Regions from separate parts of the Homo sapiens genome. Here regions 1 and 2 are each linked to region 3. A link is a contact called in ENCODE Hi-C or POLR2A ChIA-PET data. All regions are on one chromosome and are shown on one strand. Each heading gives the region's core, a stretch centred on a gene start or an enhancer-like site at or near the end of the contact. The rest is flanking DNA. Distances are from core to core; before and after follow the strand shown. Region 1 holds the start of PHLDA1 (pleckstrin homology like domain family A member 1). Region 2 overlaps LNCOG (lncRNA osteogenesis associated). Region 3 has its middle 74 kb from the start of NAP1L1.

Region 1 (3,657 bases), core at 1-2,500, 130 kb before region 3:
GCTGCCCCTTTCAGGCAGAGTTGGAGGTGCTGCGGAGAAGCCGGTGCCCGTGCGGCTGCGAGTGCGGCTGTGGGTGTGGGTGCGGTATTTGGTGCGGATGCGGGTGCGGGTGAGGGTGTGGGTGCGAGTGAGGATGAGAGTGTGGATGTGGATGTGGATGCGGATACGGGTGGAGCTGCTGGGGCTGAGGCTTGGGTTGGGGCTGAGGCTGGGGTTGTGATTGGGGCTGGGGTTGCGGCTGAGGCTGAGGCTGGGGTTGGGGCTGGAGCTGCGGCTGCGGCTGCGGCTGCGAGGGGGGCTGCTGCTGGACCAGGTGCTGCTGCTTCTGCCGCGTGGATTTGACCGCCAGGATGGCCTGACGATTCTTGTACTGCACCATCTGCAGCGTGATCTCGGCGTTCCAGCCCTGGTCTTGCGGGCACCGAAAGTCGATCTCCTTGCCCTCTGCCATCACCACAGTGAAGTACATGTACTTGCCCTTGCGCTCCACACAGTCCACGGTCTTCATGTTGGAGAAGTGCAGTTCCTTGAGCTTGACCGGCGGCTCGAGGCTGGCGACAGCGGGGCCACTGGGTTGGGACGGCTCGGCCGGCCCCTGCCCGGGCTGTTGTTGCTGCTGCTGCTGCTGCTGTTGCTGCTGCTGCTGCTGGTGTTGCAGCTGCTTGGGCGGGATAAGCAGCAGCCCTTCCTCGGTGAGGATGCAACACTTTTTCTTCCAGAGCTGCAACAACCCGTCGCTGCGCTTCTCCAGCACGCCCTCCTTCAGCGCTTTGCAGCCGCTACTCTCCAGCATCCTCCCAGCATAAGAGGGGCCGCCGCTTGGCTCGGCCTCTCCGTTTCCAGCCGCGCGGGCCGGGGGCAGCAGCAGCAGCCTCGCGCCGTCCTCGCCCCAGCGGCTCCCACGGCCGCCTGCCCGGAGCGCGCAGAGGAGGCTAACACGCAGGAGGCAGAGCGGCGGCGGCGGCTCTGGGTCCCGGCAGAGGGACAGCCGCGTCCTGATGCGCCACAAGGTCCCGGAGCTCCGAGCTGCCGGGCCTCTGCCGTCCTCTTGCGAGCGCTCACTGAAGGGCACTGGCCGGGCCCCCTCGCGGCGCTTTTGAATGGGCCATCTTCCCCACCCCCGAGTGACACCCAGCGGAAAAGGCGGCTCCTGGCGCCCGCACCGCGGGGGAAAGCCCAGCTCCAAGAGGCGCTCGGCAGCCGGCGCACGCCTCATTAACTTGGGGCCTTTCCAAAGCCCGCTGCGTCCACGCCCTCCAGCGTCTCTTGCTCCGCCTCTCGCCGCCCACTTGCTTCCGCGCTCGTTCCCCTGGAAGGCGACCCGGACCCGAGCCCCGGAAACTCCTCTCCTCTACCCAGGGCGATCGCCCAAGGAGCCCTGGCTGCCTGACTACTGCCGACGCTCACAGGGCGCTGCGAGGCCATCCCCCGCGTCCCGCTTCTCCCCGGCCCGCGGGACTCTCTGCTAACAGCCTCAGAAAGTGAGGACGGGGGCGCGGAGGCGGGGGCAGCCTCCAGGCAGTGCTGCCTCTCGGTTCTTGGGAATTAGCCCGGGGGATTCGCGCTGGGCTCCGAGAGCCCGCAGAACCAGCGTCGTGTCCTGGGCGAGCTGGGAGGCCGGGGCCGAGTCCCGCGAGTCCCGCGAGTGTGCCTCCCCCGGACGCCTAGGTAAACAACTGAGCGCACAGAGGCCGAGAGGACATCGTGTCTTCCCACGCATATTCGCTCACGGTCACTAAGTAGCTCTTCTTGGAAAGAGGGCGATTGTTAAAGCAATAGTGCGACTGTCGGGCTTGCCACGGGTGGAGAGAGGCGGACCCACGTCAGGTCGCATCTCGCCTGCTTTTCTCGACCCCGACCGCAGGCGCTAACCCGTCTTCGGCTTTCTTCTTGACCCGTACGGTTTGCAACGTCTCTTAAAACAGTAACTCAACTCTCTACAAACCGGGGTAATATCCGGTGCTGAGATCCCACACTGCAAGGCGCAGTTCCAAACGTCTGGTCGGCCTCGCAGGTCCCTCTTTCCAAGGCCTAGCCAGATCTTGGTTTTGGAATCTCATTTATCTGTGACCTGGGGAATGCAATACCCCCAGCTCCCTCCTACTCCTACATTTAAACAATGCCTATAGAAGCCGCTTCCTGGGAAGTAAGGCATAACCGAGACCTAGCCTCCCGGTAGGGAAGTTCATCCGTTTAGTAAACAGCCCCAACTACGTGCGGACCCTCACGGGGATACGAAGAATTCAACCAGGGCTGGACAAGTCAGAGTGGGCCAAGGTAAGAGTTACGGCTGCTACTGTGCCCACGTTGGAACAGATAGATTAGTTCATCTGCTAGTTGTGTGGCAAGAGCAAAGAATTCAAGAGGGGAAGAGAAAGTGAGAGGAGCTTAGAGAGCTAAGCAAGAATCGAATCCTTTGTGTGTCATGGTAAGAAATTCGAACTTAATACCAAGGTAGTCAGAACAAAGGACAACTTTTATACACGAGGGCGTCCTGAATATTCATCTAAGAAACAATGTCTGATCAAACGGGACAATCCAGCCAGCAATCCTGAGTCCCACCGGATTATGCTTGGCCAGCTTTCTAGCCTTCACATTGTTAATTTATTAGCAATCTTTTCAGGAGAAAGGCAATTATTAAAATTATGTGGACTTCTAGTAAAATTATCTCGAAGATTTACAATTATGTATACCAATAACAAAAAAACTACATGTTTTCTGCTCCCCTGCCTTTGTAGGACAAGTGAGCATTCCAGAGAATTTCTACATGACCAGCTGTTCATTCTTTTAAGAGGATGACATTCTTCAGCTCATCTGGAAAGGATACTTCCTTTAAGTCTGTTATTCACAGTCTCCAAGGGCAGGTGTAGTTGGGAAAGACATTTCATATGGAAAAACAAACTTGATAGGGTAAAAAAAAAAAAAATGAGATGTAATCTGGAGGCCCAAGTCATTTTCTTAGGAGAAACTCAAATGTGTTTGGTGTTATCTAACCTTCTGCAGTTTATCAGTCTGAAACAAATGCATTCTATTCTCATTTGAAAATGTCTGAACAGCCACCAATTTTCAAAATCACCCATTTAACTAGAGACTTTAAAGCCCAGAATTTGCAGTTACGTATTTCAGAATGATTTAGTAATTTTGTGAGCAGCTCAGAGGTTAAGTCTACAATGTCTGACTACGGTGCATTATTGAAAATATCAGTAGTGTAAGGATCCCGTAGATTGGTGATAACTTTGCTCTTGTTATTTCAACAGTTACCACCAACAGTTGGTGACTTAACAAATTAAGAGCATAGTTGCCATATGCTCATATTTGGCAAATATGTCAAAATGGCCATATTTGCCAATTTTTAAGACAATAAATTCACAGAAAATGCATTACAGAAAATAACTTAAAAAAAAAAAAAACAACTTTTGGGCCAGGCATGGTGGTTCACACCTGTAATACCAACACTCTAGGAGGCTGAGGTGAGAGGATCCCTTGAGCCCAGGAGTTTGAAACCAACCTGGGCTACATGGCAAGGCCTCCCTCTACAAATGTAAAAAAAAAATTAGCCAGGTGTGGTGGCATGCGCCATGTAGCCCCAGCTACTTGGGAGGCTGAGGTGGAGGACTGTTTGAGCCCAGAAGTTCAAGGTTGCAGGAGCTAGGATCG
Region 2 (3,827 bases), core at 175-2,674, 110 kb after region 3:
TGAATTATCAAATAATTAATAAATTATTATTAAATAATTAATATTTGAATTATTAAAATTAATCAAATTATTATTTATTAATAAATTTAATTCAATAAATTTAAGTTAGTATTTAATAATTTATTACATAAATACTAAATTTATTTAATACATTTGATAAATTTATTTATTTAAATAATTAAAATTATTTAATTTTAATAATTTAATAATTTTAAAAATATCTTTAATTTGTTTCAACATCATCAGGAGTGATTTTATTACATATTTGTAAGGCATTTTACACCATGATGCTCTTAAATTCTGTGTCTTTTTTTCTATTTTACTCTATTAGCATTAAAGCTCTTAAATTCCGTAGGCAGCTGTGATGGTTAAATTTTTGTGTGTCAGATTGGCTAGACCATGACCATGACCACGATCATTGGCATGACCATTTGTTTGGACAAATACCAGTCTAGACGTTGATGTGAAGTATTTTGTAGATGCAGTTAAGATATACCACCAGTTGACTTTAAGTAAAGGAGATTACCCTTGATATTGTTGGTGGACCTCATACAATTAGTTGAGGGCCTTAATAGCAAAAACAGATTGTTTTGGGGAAGAATTTCTACCTTAAGACTGTAACATAGAAACCCTGCCTGAATTTCCAACCTATGGAATTGCCCTACAGATTTCAGATTTACCAGCCCCCCACCACCACAGCCTTCTAAATATTCACATTATTTTCAGTGTTCAATTTTTGCAGTGTATAGTAGCTTGCTTCATAACAAACTAGTAGTATATGTTCGCTTCATTGTCAAATCCACTTAATTAACATATCATCATGATTTGCATTCTTTGCCCTTTAAAGTGTTTTCCTATTTTTCATTAGTTCTTAGTCATTGTTGCACAGGAAATCTTCTACAACTTGCCGTTCTGTTTTTTAAGTCATATATTGTTTTGATTCTGATACTGTATTTTTCAAGACAGATAGCAGGATCTATCTTCTGTAATAACTTTACTTATAATATTATTGATTTCAACAGGCACTTCCTTTTCTTCCTTTCCCTCTCTTCATTGTTACCTATAAGGGCAGCTTTAACTCTTCTCAAAGAGTGAAATTAACCCCAAATTTCAAAATAACAAAAATGTACACAGTAGACATGATAGTGCTGGGTAGGGGCTCTGAGACATAACCAATGGTCAAAAAGGTTTTTGCCACTATGTGAGGTTTTTTCCCACACTGGCAAAAGAGCTTCTGTTTTTCAGAGCCTTTTAAATTTTATAATTGTGGAGAAAGGATTATGAATCTGTACCTGTCTCCTGCTAAAATGTCACACATTTTGAAATGTACTTGTCCTTGTTTGACTAAGCATTAAGACAAAGTGTTCTCTGCAACGAGAGCTCTTCTTGCCACCCACTTGTGTTACACATAGTACATTAATGAGGTGACTGTGATCTCATCCTCCTGGCTTGCCTTCCTTGGCTCAGATTCCAGAGAAGCAGCCGTCAGGTCCTCCAGATCCTTTGGGCTGAGCTGACTGATGACCTTACCATGGGACTCACAGCTCCTTGCTGCTCCAACATTTTAAGTTCTGGATAAGCTAGTACCCAAAAGGAGTCCTTTTTACTACCAATACCAAATCCTCCAAGAGCTTCCCTCACTCTCTTAGGGCCTCTACTGCCCAAATGCTGGTCCCCAGTGAATATGCCTTCTCAGTCCCCAACTCTATGCCATCTGGTAGGAATATAGGGAGCTGGAGGGATTTATGGCTAAGGGATCCTGCACACTTGAATTCCATCTGTCCTGCAGTAAACGATATACACAGAAAAGGATGGTGGGCAAAGAGGCACGTTCTATTTAGCTGGGCTCTGGCTCAAGCCCCAGTGTAGAGTCTTGTGAACTGGAGTAGACCACATGCAACTTGGTGAACGTATTTTGCCTAGACGAGGCTGAGCTCTTAGGCTTTTGTCTCAGGCTCTGGCCCTGCAAAAGAAAAGGCATCCTGAAGCCTACAGCATGGCCACACCCTTCCCCGTTGGGAGTGAAATGAGAGGAAGTGGAGGGAGCACGAGGAGCTGCTAAAATCTAGTCAACTGCATCTCTGTTTTTTATCTTTGACCCATTGTTCAATAGGCTTAACATCCAGGCCCATCTTCTCTGATCTCTTAGGATAAAAAGTGCCCAAAGAGTCAGTGTCAGCAGAACATTTTTGCACGAACTGACTGGTTTAATGTTTTCCACTAAGACTGTAAACCCCAAGAAGGGTTCAGTGACCCTTCTTGCCCTTGATGGTGTTCTTGAGGGAAGAGCAAAGGTAGCAGGAATGTGGAACTCTGAGCTGCTTATGGCCAACCTAGGGGATGCTTTATGAAGTGATGGTTGAATAAATTAAAATGGAACAAGACTTCCTATAATCACAATCATCGTCTATCTCAGAATGTAGCACAAAAGATACCACTGAAGTTATTTGCTTCCTTGCTACCTTGGAGGAGAAACAAAAATCTCTCTAGCTTTGAGCTATGGCTAACTGAGGCAGTAAGAGGTGTAAATGCTGTCTTTGGAAACCTGGGATCCAAATAAATCCCAACTTCCTTTTCACTTGTGTTCCCTTCTCTACTTTGGGAAGCAAATCAGAGACATTGAAGATGGTGGCACTGCCAAATATATCAGACCTCAACATGTACTCTGTAGTAAAGTCTACCCTTCAACAAAAAAGAGCACTACCACAAGATATTTATTCTTATCTTACTCTCTGAATTAAAATCCTGACCTGAGGCACTTCTCTGTCTGCATTATTTTCAGAAGAGTCTAGATCTGAAATCTAATTATATTGCATATTAAAACACCAATATTGATGTTATTCCATCAAGCCCTGTCATACTTTGCAGGCTACATCCTTTTGGCCCCGATTTGTCTTCATTCATGTTACTTGAATCATCTTGATGAAATGCTCTGAATCTGTCTGGGAGAAAGTTTATTTTGATATCTGATCTGATCCAGACCTATTCTCAAGTCCCTTTGAAAACTCACTGGTAATATGCAGTCATTTGCTAATTGAAATTTGACCAATAATTAGCCAAGGATATTCTTTTGTTCAATTATCTTATGATAGCTGGCCAGATGCAATGGCTCACGCCTGTAATCCCAGCACTCTGGGAGGCCAAGGCAGGCGGATCACGTGAGCCCAGAAGTTCAAGACCAGCCTAGGCAACACGGCAAGACCCTGTCTCAAAACCCCCCAAAAAACAAAAACTTGTGATAGTAGTCTGAAAAGCCACCTCTATGTTATTAATACAAAATCTATTTTTGGTATTGGTGTAAGTAAAGGTTTAATACCTTCCGTGAATTACAAGTTCAAGCAAGAGATGCTTTAATTTCAGCTCTTTACCTGGATGCCAAGAAATTGCCAGAATTTTCTCAAGTCTAATTTGATATTATTAATCCCATTTTACAGATGAAGAAACTAAGGCACAAATAGGCACAACACAAGGCTCAAATTTATGTAAATATTAAAGCTAGTATTTGAACTTATAGAACTCACTGGTGGAAACTATGTTCTTAACCACTGTGCAAAACTGCTTCTCACTAAAACCCTACCTTGCCAAGGGCCCTGAGGCCTTCCACAATCTGACCCCTCACATTTCTCTGGTCTCATTTTCTTCTAAGCTCACTCTTTTCCAGTTGAACTGGACTCCTTGCAGTTACTTGAATATTTCCAATACACCCCCACTCCAGGCCTCTGAAACTACTGTCCTCTCCTTATCACCAGATATCCTCACGACATCTTCCTCACCTCTTCTGATGTCTAATCAAATGTCACCCCCACAAAGTGGGCTTCCCTGACCTC
Region 3 (3,750 bases), core at 1,066-3,565:
GAATTGTAAAGGCCTTCACTGAAATGAGCACTTCTGGAAAAACTGAATATAATCATCAAAACAGTCACCATTTATCTGGTACATAGCTTGAGTTAATTAGACAATGATCAAAGGATTCATGTTCTGCCTGCAAACCACGCACTCAGAGGTGCAATGAGAATTAAGGAATGAGCCTTAAGAAGTCATTCAACCATTCCAAATCTTACAAAGCCTGCAGTACTAAAGGAGTACTAGAGAAGAATCCACTGGTTGTCTTTTAAGTGGTAAAGCAACACAAGCACCAAGAACTTCAGTTGGTCCTGAAATTCTCTGCTTCCATTTAAGAGCTGCTTCTAAATGTGGCAGCTCACCCACTGTCTAATTAAAATGCCTTCCCAGAACAGCTTCAAATCTGACAAGGGTGAATAGTTGCCAAATGGGCTTCTTTCTTTGCTGGATCTGTAGGTAATTTGCCTCCAGCTAACAAGAATTGGCACTAAACACCAAAAATGGGATAATGAAGGCCTTTGGACACTGGGTAAGGACTGTTCTATGATGCTCAAGTGTGGAATGAGCACTGTAGTGTGAGCCCAGATTATTCTGTCCATAAACTCGGCAACTGCATGTTGGGCAATTCTATGTTACAAGGTAGCCCGAATGTTACTCAGATGAACAGTACTCTAGTGTATGCAATGGTTTCTAGTTTATTTTGTGATGATGTACAACATCCGGTTTATGTTTCTATTTGTAGATCAAGAAGAAAAAATAACCATGGGGCAAAGGACTAGTGTTGGGAGATTTGTGTTCAGGTTCTGGCCCAGTTATTGATTCTCTTTTCTGGATTAAACTTTGGGCTCCTGTTTCCTTGTCTGTGAAATAAATGGTGGGAGACAAAGATAAATTAAGGATTTCTAAAGTATGTTTCCAGTTCCAACAGCTTCTTATTTTATAGCTAAAGGTAGTAAGAACCAACAACTTTCACTCTTTGGATTAAAGTGCTCTATGCATCAAATCCCAGTGGGTTTTAAAATTATACTGAATCTAGGCCAGGCACAGTGGCTCATGTTTGTAATCCCAGCACTTAAGGAGGCCGAAGTGAGAGAATTGGTTGAGGCCAGGAATTCGAGACAAGTCTGGGCAACAAAGTGAGATCCCATCTCTACAAAAAATTAAAAAATTAGCCAGACTGGTGGGCTCCCTTAGCCTCAGCTACTTGGGAGGCTGAGGTGGGAGATTGCTTGAACCTGAGAGGCGGAGGCTGCAGTGAGCCAAGATCACATCACTGCACTCCAGCCTGGGTGACAGAGCGAGACTCCACCACACACACACACACACACACACAAAATCAGCAAACTTTGAGTAAAGCAGATTCCCCCTCCATTCCCTCTATTATGTCAGTGGGCCTCATCCAATCAGTGGAAAGGCCTTAGTAGAAAAAGACTGCGGTCTCTCGAGGAAGAAGGGAATCTGCTGCTAGACTGCATTCGGACTCGCAACTGCAACAACTCTTTCCTAGGTCTCCAGCCTGTCAGCCTACCCTGCAGATTTTGGATTTTCTAGCCTCCACAATTGTGTGAGCCAATTTCTTAAAATAGATCTCTCTCCATCTCTTTCTCTCTCTCTCTCTCTTTCTCTCTCTCTATATATATAAAATATGAGGAACCTAATAAAAATATATTCTATATATAGTTAAGGAACTTGTTCATTAAATACATGTATTATATACTAGAGAGAGATTTATTTTAATGAATTGGCTCACACAATTATGGAGAAACCAACATGATGTGTGTGTGTGTGTGTATATTTATATATAGGTTTTAGGTTGTGTACTATATATATCATATATAGTATGTGTATATATATATAATGTGTATATATTATATATACTATGTTGTGTATACATACTCTATGTAATATATACCATATATATGTGTCATGTAAACATGGATTCTCTTTTTCTCCCAACACAACCTCAGGAGGTAGATATGAGGAAACTGTGGTTCACAGAGGTTAAGGAGCTTGTCCAAGTGTACATAGCTAGCAAGAGGTAGATGCAAAATTGTAAGAACCACGCTGTCTCCATAACGCATGTGAAGACTCTTAGTTTATGCCCAGAAGAGGGAAGCTGCTCAATATTAATTCTCTTCCGTTTTCCTCTTCCACTGCCTTTTGTCTGATTACTCAGCTGTTTCTGCTAATGTCAGAGCCAGTGAAAGCCACGAAGTGTCGTACCATTCAATTTATAGCTCTCGTGCCATCAGGAATCTGCTCCAAGGTGATTCATGCTGTGACATTCTAGCCAGAAACTGAATCTGAAAGCAGCAACTAACTGTTCCACCACAGGATCTTGGGTTGCCTCAGTTTTCACGCCTACTAGTGGTCAGTTATGGGAGTGTGGTGACCCACTGAACACAGCCGCAGTCTACACTGCTGAATTCATACCCAGAGCCAACCACAGGCCTGTGCGTTGGAATGCACACCTCATTGTCTCCACTTTCATGGTGTAATTTAGAAGTGAGAAGGGAGAGTGGGTAGTGGTCTGAACCTTCCTTTCTGGCTTGGTGCTGCTCAGAGAGCAAGCTGTCTTTCTCATTTGGTAGTCTTGGTTTGGAAGCCGTAAGTGAAACAAGAACCATCCACTCTCTGTTTCTTCTCTCTTCTCCTTTGAAACCACGAAAGAGATCTGTTCCATTAGCACAAAGAATGCATTTATGCATTTTAAGTGGTTCTTTGGCAAACCAGAGGGCTGTTCTATGACAGGCTACAGACATTGTCTGTAGCTATTCATCAGATTGATAGGTGTCCTTATAATATCGATATCCCCAAATGTAACTTCATCTCCTTGTAAATTCATCGCAGTGGGGATGCTAATGTTGGCACCAAGCTATTCTATAATTTTAAGGGAAGAGGTTTTGAGAGTCCTCTGCAGTTGGCATAACACATGTTATATCCATGCTTGGATTTTGATATACTGAAATAATTTAAAATTTGAGATAATTCTACAAAGACTGGTTTATTTCAAGTTGATTACTTCCCGACTTCCAGTATGTAACATAGGCACCATTATCTTTTTAATTAAGCTGTTGCTGTAAAGCATATTTTAAAAAGGCCATTTAAAACTTTAAGACTGTATTATACATTTTTATGGTCTGATGCAATGAACAATGTTTGGCATCTGTTATATTGTATCTACAAACACAGTGTATAGCATGGGACAAAGTTACAAACATTGGAGCTTTAACTCCTTTCCCGTCTCCTGTCCCTCCATTCTTCCTAAATGATACCAAATTCTTTTCTGGTCCACAAACACGTCATTCTCTTTCATGTCTTGCATGTGCTGTCTCCTTGGTCTACAACGATCCTTCCATCCTTCATCCCCCTCCTCCTACTACACTTCACAAATTGCTGTTCACCCTTTGACACTCAGATTAAATGTCACCTCCCTCAGGAAGCCTCTTATGATTTCCTATGCTACTTCCTTGGAGCTTAATATCTATTTCCTATAATTTTCCAAAGGCATATAAATTCAAATAAAGTTATCCCTAAACTGTCTGCCAAGCAATCTTAGAAGACATGTAGAGAGCTTGAATGAAATCTGTGCTTCCAAGAAGGAAGCATGTGATGAGCATAGACAGTTCTATTCAAAGCCTTGAGGACAAAACAATATCCTCCAGGATTCTGCTTTCCCCTAACACCCAGATGGCAGGACTAATACCAGACTCCTGGAAGAGGATTTGGAAAGTGCTGGAAAACAGAAAAAAAAAATTACCC

Evidence for each region. A loop is a pair of places that touch in the nucleus more often than their neighbours do. ChIA-PET counts read pairs that join two places held with the same protein, here RNA polymerase II (POLR2A). Pooled maps may share reads with other maps.
Region 1: a map with no recorded cell type shows a loop between it and region 3 (4-fold over the local background). The contact joins the promoter of PHLDA1 here to the enhancer-like site in region 3. A Hi-C loop is called at or near these places in 4 of 37 single-sample maps with no recorded cell type and 9 of 50 pooled maps. POLR2A ChIA-PET finds 5 or more read pairs at or near these places in 3 of 52 experiments (T-cell, activated CD4-positive, alpha-beta T cell and naive thymus-derived CD8-positive, alpha-beta T cell).
Region 2: a loop to region 3 is called in a pooled map, with 2.1 times the contacts of the local background. The contact joins two enhancer-like sites. A Hi-C loop is called at or near these places in 8 of 50 pooled maps. POLR2A ChIA-PET finds 5 or more read pairs at or near these places in 5 of 52 experiments (OCI-LY7, RWPE1, T-cell and 2 more).

What each region holds. Positions count from the first base shown.
Region 1 is chr12:76,030,526-76,034,182 of GRCh38, forward strand. PHLDA1 (pleckstrin homology like domain family A member 1) reads right to left here and starts at 1,251. Exons shown (of 2, transcript NM_007350.3): 1 at 1-1,251. The coding sequence starts at 1,216. The coding sequence ends at 11. It overlaps PHLDA1-AS1 (PHLDA1 antisense RNA 1), which reads left to right. Exons shown (of 2, transcript NR_186034.1): 1 at 1-69; 2 at 386-853. It overlaps PHLDA1-DT (PHLDA1 divergent transcript), which reads left to right and starts at 1,288. Exons shown (of 2, transcript NR_185978.1): 1 at 1,288-2,277; 2 at 2,739-3,657. RefSeq lists a silencer at 787-936 and an enhancer at 1,157-1,406.
Region 2 is chr12:76,265,572-76,269,398 of GRCh38, forward strand. The region is part of intron 1 of LNCOG (lncRNA osteogenesis associated); the gene reads left to right. Among named protein-coding and RNA genes, the nearest start is that of LNCOG, 7.6 kb to the left of the region's middle. Within about 2 kb of position 1,425, at least 3 of the 41 ENCODE cell types and tissues checked have a DNase peak (open chromatin) inside an H3K27ac peak, as active enhancers do.
Region 3 is chr12:76,156,561-76,160,310 of GRCh38, forward strand. No RefSeq gene overlaps it. Among named protein-coding and RNA genes, the nearest start is that of NAP1L1, 74 kb to the left of the region's middle. Within about 2 kb of position 2,316, at least 10 of the 41 ENCODE cell types and tissues checked have a DNase peak (open chromatin) inside an H3K27ac peak, as active enhancers do.